2 separate regions of the Homo sapiens genome follow, and region 2 is linked to region 1. Evidence: read pairs that join two places in POLR2A ChIA-PET (ENCODE). Cell type or tissue: OCI-LY7. All regions are shown on one strand.

Region 1 (8,000 bases):
GAGCATTGCAAGCTCAAATTTTTAAAATAAAAAATTTTACAATTCCTATATTAGTTTCATTCACCAATCACTACACTAAGTCCCGAAGCAAATAAAATGTATATATTCAAAATTTATGAAGGAAATAAATTAAAAATTTGAATGACAAAAAATTCAGTCTTTTGGCCAGGTGCGGTGGCTCATGCCTATAATCCCAGCACTTTGGGAGGCTGAGGCAGGCGGATCACTTGAGGTCAGGAGTTTGAGACCAGCCTGGCCAACATTGTGAAACCCCATCTCTACTAAAAATACAAAAATTCGCTGGGCATGGTGACGCACACCTGTAATCCCAGCTACTCTGGAGGCTGAGGCTGGAGACTCGCTTGAACCCGGAGGCAGAGGTTGCAGTGAGCCGAGATCACGCCACCGCATTCCAGCCTGGGTGACAGAGTGAGACTCCATCTCAAAAAAAAAATTCAGTCTTTCTAAGACAGGGAAATATGCAGTGTACTTTCAGTAGAATGATTATCAAACCACAAAGGACTTAAAAAACAACAACAACCCTTTAGCCATGGTTATTAAGATGAAATAATTACTGAAATTCTTATTTAAATTTCCTATATCAGCTATCCTTCTAGATATGAGGCATCCAAGTGAAGAATTTCAATTTTAAAGGAATTATTATTATTGTTATTATTATTTTTAGAGACACGGTCTTCCTTTATCACCCAGGCTGGACTGCAGTGGTGCTATCATAGCTTACTATAACCTCAAACTCCTGGGCTCAAGTGATCCTCCTGCTGTAGCCTCCACAGTAGCTGAGACTACAGGCGTGTGCCACCATGTCTGGCTATTTAAAAACATTTTTTTTATAGAGATGGGGTCTTGCTATGTTGCCCAGGCTAGTCTCAAACTCCTGGCCTGAAGTGATCCTCTTGCTTTGGCCTCCCAAAGTGCTGGGATTCAAGGCATGAGTCACCATGCCTGGCTAGGAATTTTTATTTGTTTTTTGAGATAGGGTCTCACTCTGTTGCCTAGGCTGGAGTACAGTGGCGGGATCTCTGCTCACTGCAGCCTCCACCTCTCTGGCTCAAGCAATCCTTCCACTTCAGCCCCCCAAGCAGCTGGGACTACTGGCAGGCACCACCACACCCAGATAATTTTTGTATTTTTTGTAGAGATGGGATTTCGCCATGTTGCCCAGGCTGGTCTTGAACTCCTGAGCTCTAGTGATCCACCCGCCTTGACCTCCCAGAGTGCTAGAATTATATTTTTCTGAAATTATTTTAATAATCCCATAAATTATAAATTATAATCTCTTCAGAAATCATGTGAATCAATTAAGAAGGAATATGACCCTAAGATAAGGTTTAAGAGTAAAAATAGTAGTTAGAATTAAGTTCAGTTGCAAGTGAGTAAAACTAAAAATAGCAAATAATGGATTAAACACACAAGGTTTCATTCTCTATAAGTTTGGAAATTGGCATTTTAGGTGGGATTTCAGGTGGGATGGAGGTTCCACAAAGTCATCATGGACATAAACTCCTTCTGGTTGGTCACTACACCATACCTAGGGTGGTCCTCATCCTCCGGCTGAAGATGGTTGCTAGATTCAACCATCACATCTATGTTCCAGGTAGTAGGAGGGAAGAAAGGGAAAAGAAGAGGCCAGTCTCTCTCTTTGAAGAAAATTTCACAGTTACTTTTCTCATTTGCCAGAATATTGGCTGCAAAGGAAGACAGGAATTATAGTCTTTTATCTGTGTATAGTTTAATATTGGATAAATTTGGGGTTCTTTTACTAAGATGGAAGGAGAAAATGGATGATGAGGCAAGCAGCTAGGAGTCTCTGGCATACACACTTAAATATATTTCTTTTAATAAGATGGTTAGGTCTGACATTAATTACTAATAAGTTTGAATTATTGGTAAAGATATTTAATTGTACTGTAGATTCAGTGTTCTTTAAATGCTTGCTTTCTCTATGTAGAGAACACTTCTGTCACTTGCAACCAAAGAAAGACTAACTCATGGTCAGTAATCAGGGATTTGTTCTATTATTTAAGCTCTCTGTTTCACTAAGAGAAGCATCTCAGCAAATTCTAACACAAATTTGTAAATATATTCATTCAATCATTCATACAATAAACATACTGAATGCCTAGGTACTAGGAAAAAAAAACCCATAATTTTTGAATTCAAAGTGTTCAGTCTGGTAGAAAAAGATGGTGATAAAAAATTTTAAATGTATGAAAGTGTTATAGGTGCAGTAAAAATATATGTATCTGGTGTTGTGGGGTACAGTAGAGCAAGATATCAATTCTACAAAAATGAGATTAAAGGGTATGCATCCAAAGTAAGGCATACATTGATGGTGGAATTCAATTAAAAATGATTACATAATTTAAAATACATCAAAAGGTACAGAGAATAACACAATGGCTATCAATTTATGCACCATCTGCCTATGAAACAAGATATTTTGAATATAATTACAAGATACAATTCTGATTTTCATATGCAGTTTGAAATTATTAGCAGTTTGAAATTATTAGTAATGATGTATGTAGGTGTGTCAAAAACTAAAAATCTTCCACGAAGAGGTTGTTATTGTCACCGTCACCAAATCAGAGAATTAAATAGTAAGAATTTTCCTGAAATTGAAAGTGTTAGACAAAGTTTTAGGAATATTTTAATATATTCTAAAGCAATGGCATTTGTCATTTTATAATTCTCATTTACTTTTGTATTAGAGAGTCTCTTAGAATTAGACATAATCTTTTTTCAAATTTGCAGCTTATTTTTTATGTGGCAAAGGGAAAAGGACTAAAAAAATGTCTTGGAGGGAGGGGTAGGGTGTGGTGGAGAGGGCGTGAACTTCCCTTGACTCAGAAGAGGAAAGTGGTAATTTTCCTCCCTTTACCATGAAAGTATTTGTAATTTTTGAAGTAGCTTTTTCTACAAAACATATGTATTTAAGGAATATTTCTTATATATTCAAAACCTGCAATTTAGTAGGCCTATGGTAAGTACTTCAAAGGAACTTGGAGTTTACTGCCAAAGCTCTGTTTGGAAACGCTTGTGCAGGGAAAGCATCAGGAAGGAAGATACCACATCTGTAGAAAAGCAGCCTCCCTCTTTGTATAGTTTCTTTACATTATTAAAAAATTAACATAATTCAGACTAATATGGCTAGCTGGGCTGACAAGGAAAGACTCCCTACCTTTACAAAAATATACAAATGTGGGATAATAACTTTAAAAATTGAAAAAATGTATTTTGTCAAGCTTGAAAGCAAGAAAGGGAAATCAGCTAGGTATGGTGGCTGCAATCCTAGCACTTTGGGAGGCTGAGGCAGAAGGCTCACTTGAGCCCAGAAGTTTAAGACCAGCCTGGGCAACATAGAGATGTCCCATTTCTATCAAAAATAAAAAAAAAAAATCCAGGCATGGCAGCGTTCACCTGAGGTCCCAGCTACTCGGGAGGCTGAGGTGAAAGGATCACTTGAGCCCAGGGGATTGAAGCTGCAGTGAGCTGTGATCATGCCACTTCCACTGTGGCCTGGGCGACACAGTAAAACCCTGTCTCAAAGAAATTTTTTTTTTAGCCATCGAAACAACAACAATAACAAAAAAAAAAAAAAAGAAAGAAAGAAAAAAGAAAAGGAAATCACTAGCTTTTAGAAAAAGGAAAACAAAAAACCAGAGCATTACAGGAAGCTGAAGTCAAGTATATACTGAAGCCCAGTGGCTCACATGAGTACTGGAACTTGATACATGTTGTGAGACTCAAAGACTTAGAAGGAATAGATTATTGACAAGTGCAAAAACATGGATGAATCCTGAAATGATTATACTGAGTAAAAAAAGCAACACAAAAAAAGAATACATACTATATGATTCCATTTATAGAAAATTCTAGAAAATGCAAACAAATCTCTAGCAACATCAGTGAGTGCCTGAGGACATGGAGGGGTATGAGTCAGAGTAGGAGGGAGAGATTACAAAGGGGCATGATGGATATGTTTACTCTTGATTGTGGTGATGGTTTCACAGTTGCGTACATATGTCAAAACTTGTCAAATTGTACACTTTAAATATGAATAGCTTATTGTATGTCTGTTATATCTCATGAAGATGTTAAAAAGGACAAACAAAATCAACATCCAAGCAAGTTCAACAGATCCTTCTTCTCACTTATATGTATGCAATTTATTTGCTGAAGAAACTTGGTGGTATGTCCTATAGAGTTTCCCACATTCTGGATTTTATTGATTGCAAAAAGGAATCCTTATCTTTTTTTTTTTTGAGACAGGTATTGCTTTGTCACCCCCTTATGGCTCACTGCAGCCTTGACCTCCCAGGTTCAAGCGGTCTTCCTACCTCAACCTCCCAAGTAGCTGGGACCACAGGTGCGTGCCATCACCCCTGGCTAATTTTTAAATTTTTTGTAGAGATGGGGTCTAGCTATGTTTCCCAGGCTGGTCTCAAACTCCTGGGCTCAAGCAATCCTCCTGCCTCGGTCTCCCAAAACGCTGGGATTACAGGCCTGAGCCACCATGCCTGGTCAAGAATTCTTATCTTTTAGAGCTTTATATGATGAAGTATTTATGGGTGATATCCATGTGAGGGGTGGGGAAGGAGATTGGCCACATATTGATAATTGTTCAAGCTGAATGACTGACTCATGAAGGCTCATTATACTCTTCTCTCTACTTTTTATGTGCTTAAACATTTTTTATAAGAAAAAGTTGAAACAAGTCCTGGGGCCTATCTTAGAGGTACTGAATTTCTTGGGGGTTGAGCATAGAGATATGCATTTTTATAAACTCCCAAGGTGATTTTGTTATACACTACAGAGGATCACTGCCCCACATAAAAGAAAAGGACTCCTATGGTGAGATGAATTTCAGACACCTACCATAATGTATGGGAAAAACCATTTTTGGTAGGTGTCCTTTACATTAAGTATCAAATTCTAAAAGTAGTAGAGGCTGGGCATGGTGGCTCATGCCTGTAATCTCAGCACTTTGGGAGGCCACGGTGGGCAGATCACTTGAGGTCAGGAGTTTGAGACCAGCCTGGCCAACACGGTGAAACCCCGTCTGTACTAAAAATACAAAAATTAGCCAGGTGTGGTGGTGGGCACCTATAATCCCAGCTACTTGGGAGGCTGAGGCAGGAGAGTCACTTGAACCCGGGAGGTGGAGGTTGCAGTGAGCCAAGATCGCACCACTGCACTCCAGCCTGGGTGACAGAGTGAGACCCTGTCTCAAAAAATAAAAAATATAAAAAATAAAAGAAATAAAAGTAGTAGGCTAGCTATTCTTCCTCAAGAGACATTTAGGGCCAGGCGCAGTGGCTCATGCCTTTAATCCCTCCCAGCACTTTGGGAGGCTGAGGCGGGTGGATCACCTGAGGTCAGGAGTTCGAGACCAGACTGGCCAATGTGGCGAAACGCTGTCTCTACTAAAAAAATACAAAAATTAGCTGGGCATGGTGGTGCGTGCCTGTAATCCCAGCTACTCCGGAGGCTAAGGCAGGGGAATTGCTTGAACCCGGGAGGCGGAGGTTGCAGTCAGCCGAGATTGCGCCACTGCACTCCAGCCTGGGCAGCAAGAGTGAAACTCTGTCTCAAAAAAATAAAATAAAACAGGCATTTAGATCTCTGCCTGCCTCTTCTACTGCTGAGGAAATTTTCTGCTCCCTATATACATATTTTATTGTGTTCTTAGTCTTAAATGGGCGATTGCAACACAGGTTTGGTTTATCATATAAGCTCATTATGACTTGTCCAGATTACTCTGAATTTCAGCCCTACATAAAACCGTGAAATAAAAAAGGTTTTCTTCTGTATCTCCAGTTTTACCTGTTACATCTTTCGCTCTCTCGGTGATTTCTCCCTTCCTCCAGTAGCCAGTGCCTCTTTTCCAAATCTTCCTGTTAGTAAAAAAAAAAAAGACTAAAAAATCATGTGATAAACTCATTTATATAAGATTAGTGATTCGAGTCATGAAGTGCTCTTCTTGGGCAAAGTTGATTTAAATAGGGCACAGGATTTAAGTCAAAGTGAAAAAAAAAAAAAGTGTAACGATGGGCTTTCAGGCATCAGGTAGCCCAGTCAGGGAAGGATTTTTTGGTGTGGTCAAATTCCTTTCAAGACCCTGTAAAATCTTGCCAGACAGCTTGTTACCTTTCTATCATTGGAAACGTATCCTTGGAAGAGTCATATAATGCAACTAAAGTTATTTGTTCCATAGTATGCATGGAAAGATTTAGCTTTATCTGTAAGAAATACAAAGCCAAACTCGAACCTTCTTAAAAAGCTGTCAAAATCAGGCCGGGCACGGTGGTTCACGCCTGTAATCCTAGCACTTTGGGAGGCCGAGGCGGGTGGATCACCTGAGGTCAGGAGTTTGAGACCAGCTCGGCCAATATGGTGAAACCCCATCTCTACTAAAAATACAAAAATTAGCTGGGCGTGGTGGTGGGCACCTGTAATCCCAGCTTCTCAGGAGGCTGAGACAGGACAATCGCTTGAACCCGGGAGGCAGGGGTTGTAGTGAACCGAGATTGCGCCACTGCACTCCAGTCTGGGCAACAGAGTGAGACTGTTTAAAAAAAAAAAAAAAAGCTGTGAAAATTTATTGTCTCAGAGGAAGGGGTAGGCTTCAAGCTGGGTTTGAGTGCTTCCATCATGTGTCAGCTTCATCCTCAGGCTGGCTTCCTCATGGTAGCAAAGTGGCTGCAGTAACTATTGGACTCACATCTACCCATCACACTAGCCAGAGTAAGAAAAAGAGCACTTTTCATTTCCCAACAAACACAAGATATGGCCTTCCATGTGACTGGCACCAATTTAGACTCATGTCAGTGCCTATCAGTGAATACTGACAGGTCAAGTGAGAATGGGATTAGGCTGATTATCACAATCACTGTCCACACCTGGAGCGGGAGATGGGCCTAATCAGATCCTTGGCTGTCTTGCAATTGCAGAGGGGTGGAAATATATTCTGGGGAATCAATCAATATAATGCTCACTATAAAATCAATATGATATTCTGTACCATTAGATACCAGTTTAAACTCTTACATTATTGTTCAATGTTTAACTTGTTTCTAATTTTTTTTTTCTTTTTTGTGGAGACAGGGTATTGTTATGTTGCCCAGGCTAATCTTGAACTTCTGGGCTCAAGCAATTCTGCCTTGGCCTCTCAAAGTGCTGGGATTACAGGCATGAACCACTGCACCTGGTCTGTTTCCAATTTTTGATATTACATTTTAAACTAGGAGTTGCAGACATAAATGAGAGAAACAACACTGTAAGATACAATAGAGAATGTAGAGACTTTGGCAAAAGAGAGAATGCATGTCCTGCAGCTGATCGTTATCATGTAATAATGTAAGCTCACTGTTACCAAATCTTCCACTTTTTAAAGAGAAGCCCAAAATGCATGTATAATCTTCTGGTTTTTAACTTTGGATATGTGTTTTTTTAAGCACCATGTATGCCAAACAAAACATGTTTGTGGGTTTGATTTGTACCTGGGGCACCAGTTTGTCATGTTATGAATCATGCTGGAGTATTTTATAACACCATCTCTCAAAGTGAGAGTTTCAGTCCTTTCATGGACCAGGGCTGCTAGGATACGCTTAATGCAAATGAAGCCACAGTGGAAAGAGAAGTGAGCAGCACATACCACATGAAGAATGCTTTGTTATTAATTTTTTATTCCTTTTAGTTTCTCGACTAAAAGCCTGAAGATCTGTTAATAATTTTTTGGCATGTGCTTAGAATTGTTTTTCTGGTGGTAAGGATGAGTTTGCATCAGATCACCTTAATTGTCTTTTATCTAGGTTCTCTCATGACTTGTCTCTTATCTATGTTGTACTGTGAGGAAAAGTTCAGTTTTAAAGAATGACCCCTGTTGATGAGAGGTGTTACATGTGGCCATGGGACAGGATTTTTCTTTTCCTTATAGCAAGTTGGCACATGAAGATAGCATGCTCCACTTAAATAGA
Region 2 (8,000 bases), 150 kb after region 1:
CTAAGACTCCCTATAACAAAAGACAGAATAACAAGAGAAAAACATAGAAATTTATTTAAGTTTTACATGACATAGTGTTGCAGGTTTTCTTTAGTTCAGCTAAAGACGGGGTCCTTGTCTGTCCCACGCCACAGAAATTTCGGCTTGCAGATGGTTTGAAGGGTGAGTAAAGCAGGATTTTATTGGGTGAAAAGGAAGAAAAGGGGGAAGCAGGGACTCTCGCTAGGCCAGAGTGCTAGAGCGCCTCCCGCCGGCTCTTCAAATTCCAGGTTCCACACAGGAAGAGGAAGGGCCAGGTTCCTCCTGCTGCAAACAGGGCGAACTTCTCGAGTTCCACTCCAATGAGCATTACGGTTGGAGTTTTTCTGGGGCGGCCCTTGCACCTGGCTGTCTCATTCCCCTCTCTAAAGAAGTATATCTAACTGCTGTTAGATTAAGGATAAGGACTAAGACCGATCTTAACTGCTTCCTGCTGATAGGGGGTGCTGTTTTGGGGGAAATGGCAGAGCTCCCTCAGAGACCTATCTAAGGGTTTCCAGCAGAAGGGGCCATCGTCAGAGGCTCTGGTTGCATGATTGTTTGGAGTTTGATGGCCTGAAGGCAAGAATAGACAAACCGGGTTATTAGAAGACATATATAAAAATGAAACAAGGGCACAGGTAAGGGCAGCTCAAAAATCCCAAGGCCGGAGGGCAAAAGCCTGACTGGCAAAAACACTTTACCCTTTTGCTGGCATGTTGGGTTTTTGGGTTCCCTTTCCCTGAGGCCAATCCTAAGCCAACCAGTGTAAGGGCTGGGAAATTAACTCTTTCCAGTTTGGAGGATGCATCCGAGGGACGTGTCCCATAGTACAGAGACACAGTCACCTATCAGTGAAGAGAGGACAGAGGAGAAAAAAGGAAAAAAGAGGGTGCCTTTTAAAGGACTCCTAGGGGTCCAGGGTGTATTTTAAAGGGGAACAGACTGAAGATAAATGGCTACCCATCTAGAAAGAGGGGAGCAGGCGTCCCTGGTTCCCTTCTCTTCCTAGCAGATACCCAGGGTACCTGAGGGAGAGAGGGAAGAGCGTCCTCTTTCCGTCTTCTGTCCTTGCATCCCCGAGTTCTGGTGACCTTGGCAGGTGCCACCATGAGTACCAAAGCTGCTTGCACTCATGAAGCAGGGGGACCTGAGAATTGGAATTATCTGCTCTCACCTATGTCTCTTTCTCACCTACTGTCAGTAGCCTTGGAGTTCCCTAGACCTGATTTATGCCATGGATACTGATGTGGCCTTTATCCAAATAGGAAGCTTGGGCTTGGCTTAATAGGAAGGAATCAGCCACACTCACCTGCGCTGTGCCTTTTAACTTCCCTTATTGTCTGCCTTTGGATCCTTCAGATCCAATTTTCTTTCCTATGGCTTTGACCCAAAATTTGGAATTGAGTCTGGGGCAGAAATGTGTCTTAAGGGGGTTGAATGGACTCCTTATCATAAGCCAAATGCTAAGGTGAAACTGTGGAACTGAGTCCTCCTCCAACAAGGGAGAGGAAAGGATGTCTTGTGACACACCCAGATAACTGGTGCTAAGATCTGGGTACATGGTGCCTGGCTTTGTTTACCTCCCTTGGTCTTACTTTCCCAAAAGGAAACCTCTGAGTGATGATCATCCTATTTATTCCCATCATCTGGCAGGATTTGCAGGATAATTGCTCAGAACTAGAATATTGATCCAGACTTGTACATTACCCATCCCTTTTGTTCTTTCTGAGCTGCAGCCAGAAATTGCTGGTTAGTTCACAGGAACAAGCAGGGTTAGTCTAAAATGTAGGTGAAAACTTAAAAACAACGAATCAGTTTAGAATTTAATGGCAAATATAAGTTTTGAAACGTGATTTCTCTCTGTCTAGTCCTCATGTTAAAAAACAAATCGTCATAGGACTGAGTGGTTTGCAAAATAGACTTTAGTTTTATACTTGGCCTGATTATTTGCATAAAGTGCAGCAAGAATAATTATTTCTACATAGGCCTTTTGGATTGGTTTTGATGGAAGTTTGTTCCATAAGGAATCTCAGATAAGACCTTTTAAGTCTGAGCCTAATCATGGGTTTGTATCCTCAAACACTTGTGAGTTGGGTGATTCTCTCCTCTTAGGGTCCCAAGATAAACTTGGAGCTCCTGGACCTGTTAGCAAGTGACATTCTTTACTGACCACAGGTCAGGAACTCTGTACAGGGACTGTGTAGACAAGGGTAGGTGGCCAGTTTCTCACTGGGCTTTTATGGGCTCTGCAATTTGAGATTGACTCAGCCTCAGTAAAATAACCACTTTCTCCAATTGTGCTCTGTTGCAAAAGAAAAATGAATTCTTACTGCACTGATGCAAACAGCTATATTGCCATAAGAAGGCTCACAGATAGTTTTCAAATTCTGGCGGAACCAGGCAGAGAGAAACAAACATGCTCCAAATCTTGATCATAGGAATATACCTTACTCAATTATTAAAGGCCATAAATAGTTCAAAATAAGTTTCCTTGACTCTGAAAAACAAAGCAAGGATCAGCAGTATTCCAAGTAAAAGTCAAAAAGGTTGCTTTGGCTTTCTGAGTTCAGTGCATTTAGTTAACTCTTGTTTTGCTTGATATTCATGAATATTTCAGCTCTTCATGAGTCCTGTACATTTTCCTTTATTAAAATGTTACAGTCTCCAAAGTTATCAGAAGTCTGTGTTTGAGAGCGACTGTTAAAGTTCTATAGCTTATTATAAACCATCTTTTGAAAAGGATTAAAATAAGACAACAATTGTCTGTGAGTAGCAAAATACCCAGGGTGGTTACAGTTAGAAACACAATTGACAAATAAGTGTGGTTATTTCTGTGGTTTATGATAACTTAACATTGATTATGGTTGACAGCATATACTTAGACATTAGAATTTTAGAAATCCCGTATGATTTTTGAACATATATTATCATTATTCACAAAAATATAACCTAAAGAAGACAGAACATCATTTTGGCAATCCCATATACCTAAACATGTCAAATAATCCTGTTTACCTCTCTTTTTCTGGACACTTCAGGGTCCCCTGAAGTATTTGAAAAGCCAGGTGCTGGCTGGGAGTGGTGGCTCATGCCTGTAATCCCAGCACTTTGGGAGGCCGAGGCTGGTGAATCTCCTGAGGTCGGGAGTTTGAGACCAGCCTGGCCAACGTGGAGAAACTCCATCTCTACTAAAAATACAAAATTAGCAGGTTGTGGTGGCGCATGCCTGTAATCCCAGCTACTTGGGAGGCTGAGGCAGGAGAATCCCTTGAACTCGGTGGTGGGGTGGAGGTTGCAGTGAGCCGAGAATGTGCCATTGCACTCCACCCTGGGTAACAAGAGTGAAACTCCATCTCAAAAAAAAAAAAAAAAAAAGTGAGGTGCCAGGGAACACGGTTTTGAAACTGAAGTTTGATTTTGGGAAGGCTGTTAAATGTTCAAGGTTTAAAATACTTGAAGCCAGGCCTGGTGGCTTATGCCTGTATTCCTAGCACTTTGGGAGGCCAAGGTGGGTGAAACCCCATCTCTACTAAAAATACAAAAATTAGCTAGGCATGGTGGTGGGTGCCTGTAATCATAGCTACTTGGGAGGCTGAGGCAGAGAATTGCTTCAACCTGGGAGGAAGAGGTTTCAGTGAGCCAAGGTGGCGCCACTGCACTCCAGCCTGGGTGACAGAGTGAGACTCTATCTCAAATGAATGAATGAATGAATGAATCAATGTCTGAGAACTGAATGACAAGAAGGAACTCACCATAGTGACACAGGATTTTTCTTGGTCACTTTGCCAGTCGGAGACCTCTGGTTGGTAACACCCCTGTCCGGGTTTTGCTGGGCCTGGGTTCATCACAGGAGATGCCCCACACTTGGCCTGCCAGTTCATGCCCGGTCTGCAGTTTGTCATGGATCCCACGGCCACTGTGACTGTGTATTCAACCTCTGGTTGGAGGTGGGGTGTGAGCAAGCAAGTGTGGGGTCTGGCCAGTTGTTCCAAGTGCTGACACAGAAGCAGGCTTTGTGCAGTGCTTGTTGCTGGACTAGGCATGTCTCAAGCCCACTCCTGTGATGGTCTCTGATGTCCAGATAGAGGACACAGCACCCAGGCAGGGGTGCTGTGACTCCGAAGCCCCTGAGGGGGTGTTACAGCATGCTAATTAGCTCAAGGGGCTGAAAGAGCTGTTAACACACCGCCATCTGGAATGGATGGCGGTGTGTTAACCACTCTTTCAGCCCCTTGCCCCAGTTTGGCCTGTGGCTGCAGGCCTGGCTCAGCCCCATTGCTGCTTTCTGTTGTGTGGGGCAGCTGCCCTCTGCCAGCAGAGGGCAGAGGGCCACAATGTTACAGCCTTCTGTGTACCCAGTTTCAGTGGGTCCTGAGTTCTTGTCCCATGACCAAGAAGAATAGGATCACGCTGAGAATTGAAGAGTGAGGAAGGTGGAGAATTTAATTGAGCAATGAAACAGATCTCAGCAGAGAGGGGACACAAGGGTGGTCCCCTACCCAAAGTCAGGTGGCCTCTCTCCCATTGTGGCTGGGTCCAGGGCTTTTATGGGCTCAGATTGGGGAGTGTATGCTGATTGGTTTGTGAGTATGCAAAAAGATTAAAACAAAGGCAACACTCAAAGTTGGGCATGACAGTGTAAAATGTTAATTAGGGAAGGGGAGGTATATGTAAAATAGGCGAAGGCTGGGGATCAATCAGAGGAAAGTGTGCCAAATGGGAAGACAGATTCTCAGTCCGGTTGGTGGATTTGACTTGTAACTTGTCTTTCAGGCTTTAAACTGCCTTTTGGCTTGAAGGTGGGGTTTCACTGGGGACCTGCCCCTGTCTGCCTAGGATTTGTCTGCCTCCTGCCACTGTCAATATAAAGATCCAGGGAAAGACTTTTCAAAGGATCAGCTAATGTAAAAGTTCTAAGATACGGACAAGCTTGGATTGTTGTTAGGATTGAATTCTTGCTATCCTTATTGTTATTACCATAGTAATTATTTTTTCAGGATTTCCAGAGTAGTGGTAGATTAGGACACAGAAGCCACTTTTGCTGCTTCATTATTCCTGAACATTACTTGCATATTGTACTATAGGTTAGACTCTCTCATGCCTCATAGTGTTACATCAACAGCACAAAATGATAACAAGAAATAACACTTGTTATTACTGTGTACTGAGCATTTTTCTAAATACTTTACTTGCTTTTTGTGTCTGGCTTGGGACAGAATTTGGATTCAGAAAAGAGAGAGGTCTCAAGAAACAAGAGAGGAAGGAAAGTTAGAATGAATTGAGAGGAGCCATAATGGTAAAAAGACATGAAATGGTACTTCAGGTGAAGAGTTAAGGAGGAGCAGAAACTTTTCTCTTGATAAATCTGTTTTCCACATGCCAACTTCCTGTTTTTTATTTTCAGGCAAGAGATAGTTTGGAGAGAAGAGGCTTGCCCATAAGAAAAGGATAGGCTTCAGGTCAGGACAGGAGTTAGCTGTTCTCAGAAGTTTCTATGACTTGACTTTCGATACAGGGAAGTAAGCTACTTTTTTGATCTGTGCTAAGTGTAGGTTTGATATTAAAATATCAAATGTTTTCTTGCCCTCTCCTCCAAATATCTTCTTTGCTTTTGAGTGCCTTGACATTCCTTTAAGTTGGAGACAAAACTTTTAATCAACTATTAAAGTTAAAAAGCATAAAAGGAAAATTCCTATTTGAAGATGCATGTTGGTTTAAACCTACTTAAATCAAAGTATGATCAGTCAGTAAATAACCAAAAGTAACCAAATAATAAGAATAACTATTCTAACTGCAGAAAGATGAAAATTAACAAGGTTGTGGAGTACTTATAAAGTTGTGAGAAAATATCTGTTGGGGGCATTTTCTTTTTTTTTTTAACTTAGTGCTTCTGATTAGCATTGGCGTTCTTTAGTGTCACCTCTGCAGAGGTAAATAGAAGCTGCTTGGACATGTATTTTTTTTCATGTGATTTAATGTATCTGTAGCTTAGTGAGAATATTTGATTCTGTTACATGTTTTATATAGACATTCTTGTTGAAAATAACAGGTCTTGTAGGCAATGGTTCTCAATTCAGCTTTGCATCAGATTAACTTGTGAACCTTAAAAAAAAAAATCCAGATTCCTAAATCCTGCCCTAAGGATTAGGCATTAGTGTTTAAAATATAAAAAGCCTCAGGTCTGGTTTCCTCATTTATAGCCACTGTTGAGACTTGTAACTTTAGAGAATTTATAGAGATATCAGCATATTGTACTTTGTATTTAATATTTGATGATGGCATGCCATATTGAAAAAGGTTTTAGAATTTATTTGCATAAATGTGATGAATCTTTGTAATGTGACTTAGCCAACGCACATTTATTGAGCTCCTGTTTACATGTTGCTAAGCTGTAATGAATGCTAATATGAACCAGGCAATTTTCTTTACAAATACAGATTGATTTTTTAGTTATCTAAAATATGTGAATATTGGGAACAAGTAGTGTATTTTAATAAAAATACACTTATTTGAAACTCAGTTTTTAGGTGCAATATTTAGATTCTATATGAGATCAAAGTAGTTCAGATTCTGCTTGTATAGGAAACTAAGTGCAGATGAAATATTTTACCACTATTGTACAATTTTGTACTACAACATCAGAGTTGAGTTGTTTATACAAAACATTTGTCAACTTCTGAGAAAGACAGTTATATTGTTTGTAAATAAGAACAGTTTTATTTCCAATCTGTATACTTTTTCTTGCCGTAATGCACTGGACAGGGCTTCCATGGGATGTTGAATGAGAGTGGTGACAGTGGACTTTCTTCCTTCTTTCTCCATCTCAGGGGGAAATTATTCAGCCTTTTACCTTTAAACATAGTGTTACTTGTAGATTTTTCTTAGATACTCTTTATCAGGTTGAGGAAACGTGCTTGTATTACTTGTTTACTGAGCATTTTTAACATGAATGAATGCTGAATTTTCTCAAATGCCCTTTATTTTGATTATGACATTAATTGATATGAACATAAGGTCTTTCTTCTTTAGTCTATTAATATAGTGGATTATGCTGATTGATTTTTCCAATGTTGAACCAGCTTGGCATTCCCCAACTAAATCCTATTGGTTGTGATGTATTTTGTATGTGTATATGTATAAAATTTGTAATTTGGTTTATATATATTTGATTTGAAATATATTTGAATATATATTTATTTGAAATTGTTTTATGTATATGTATAAAATGATTCGATTTGCTAATATATATAATTTATAATTTGATTAGCAAATTAAATCCATATATATTTATATATGTAACCCACATATATATTTTTATACATATAGCAAATATATCTTTAACAAAAAATATAACAACTATATCTGTGGCTACCTATCAGGGATGGGTATAATATAGGAAGGCATATTGGTATGCATGTGGTTCCCCAACTGTATACAGTTGTAAAAATTCTTTGAGCTATATACTTTAGGTTCGTGTAAGGTAGTCAGTTAAGAGTCTAGCATCACTTGCTTATCTGTCTGTCCTAGAACCTCTGGTGTCTCAGGTTTTTCTGATGAAAAGAAATTGAGTTCTCCAAAAATAATTAGTAGGTTTCATCATATTAGTTAAAAATAATACTAGAGGAACATAAATTTAGAATATCCTGTGAAGGACAGTGCACCTTAAAAGTTTTCAGAACCTCAGACATGCTGTAGATCAAACACAACACGCCATTCTTCATTGCAGCTCTTTTGAATGCATTATTTAAATACTATCTTTCAATGTTTCCTTCAGATTTCTAATACTTAAATATACTGTTATATTTTTCTCAGTCTGAGGGAAAAGGCCATACCAATGCTGGAGATGCAATATATGAGGTGGTGAGTCTACAGCGAGAGTCTGACAAGGAGGAACCAGTCACTCCTACTAGTGGAGGGGGTCCAATGTCACCCCAGGATGATGAAGCAGAAGAGGGTAAGAAGTTGGACTTACTCAGTTT

What was found. ChIA-PET counts read pairs that join two places held together with the same protein. Peaks named below come from ENCODE experiments on the same cell type or tissue, not always from the same donor. Only the 100,000 strongest peaks of a DNase experiment are listed, where the experiment ranks them.
Region 2: POLR2A ChIA-PET joins it to region 1 with 6 read pairs; 1 of 35 experiments calls an interaction of 5 or more read pairs at or near these places.

Annotation. Positions count from the first base shown.
Region 1 is chr1:174,149,780-174,157,779 of GRCh38, forward strand. RABGAP1L-DT (RABGAP1L divergent transcript) reads right to left here. Exons shown (of 4, transcript NR_121197.1): 3 at 5,848-5,918. Among named protein-coding and RNA genes, the nearest start is that of RABGAP1L-DT, 5.5 kb to the right of the region's middle. RefSeq lists an enhancer at 3,977-4,086. In OCI-LY7, no CTCF peak of the experiment used is centred here; DNase peaks (open chromatin) are centred at 3,722 and 7,622; H3K4me3 peaks cover 716 bases.
Region 2 is chr1:174,297,153-174,305,152 of GRCh38, forward strand. RABGAP1L (RAB GTPase activating protein 1 like) reads left to right here. Exons shown (of 26, transcript NM_001366446.1): 11 at 7,834-7,975. Among named protein-coding and RNA genes, the nearest start is that of RABGAP1L, 140 kb to the left of the region's middle. RefSeq lists a silencer at 5,245-5,445. In OCI-LY7, CTCF peaks have their summits at 455 and 655; a DNase peak (open chromatin) is centred at 4,419.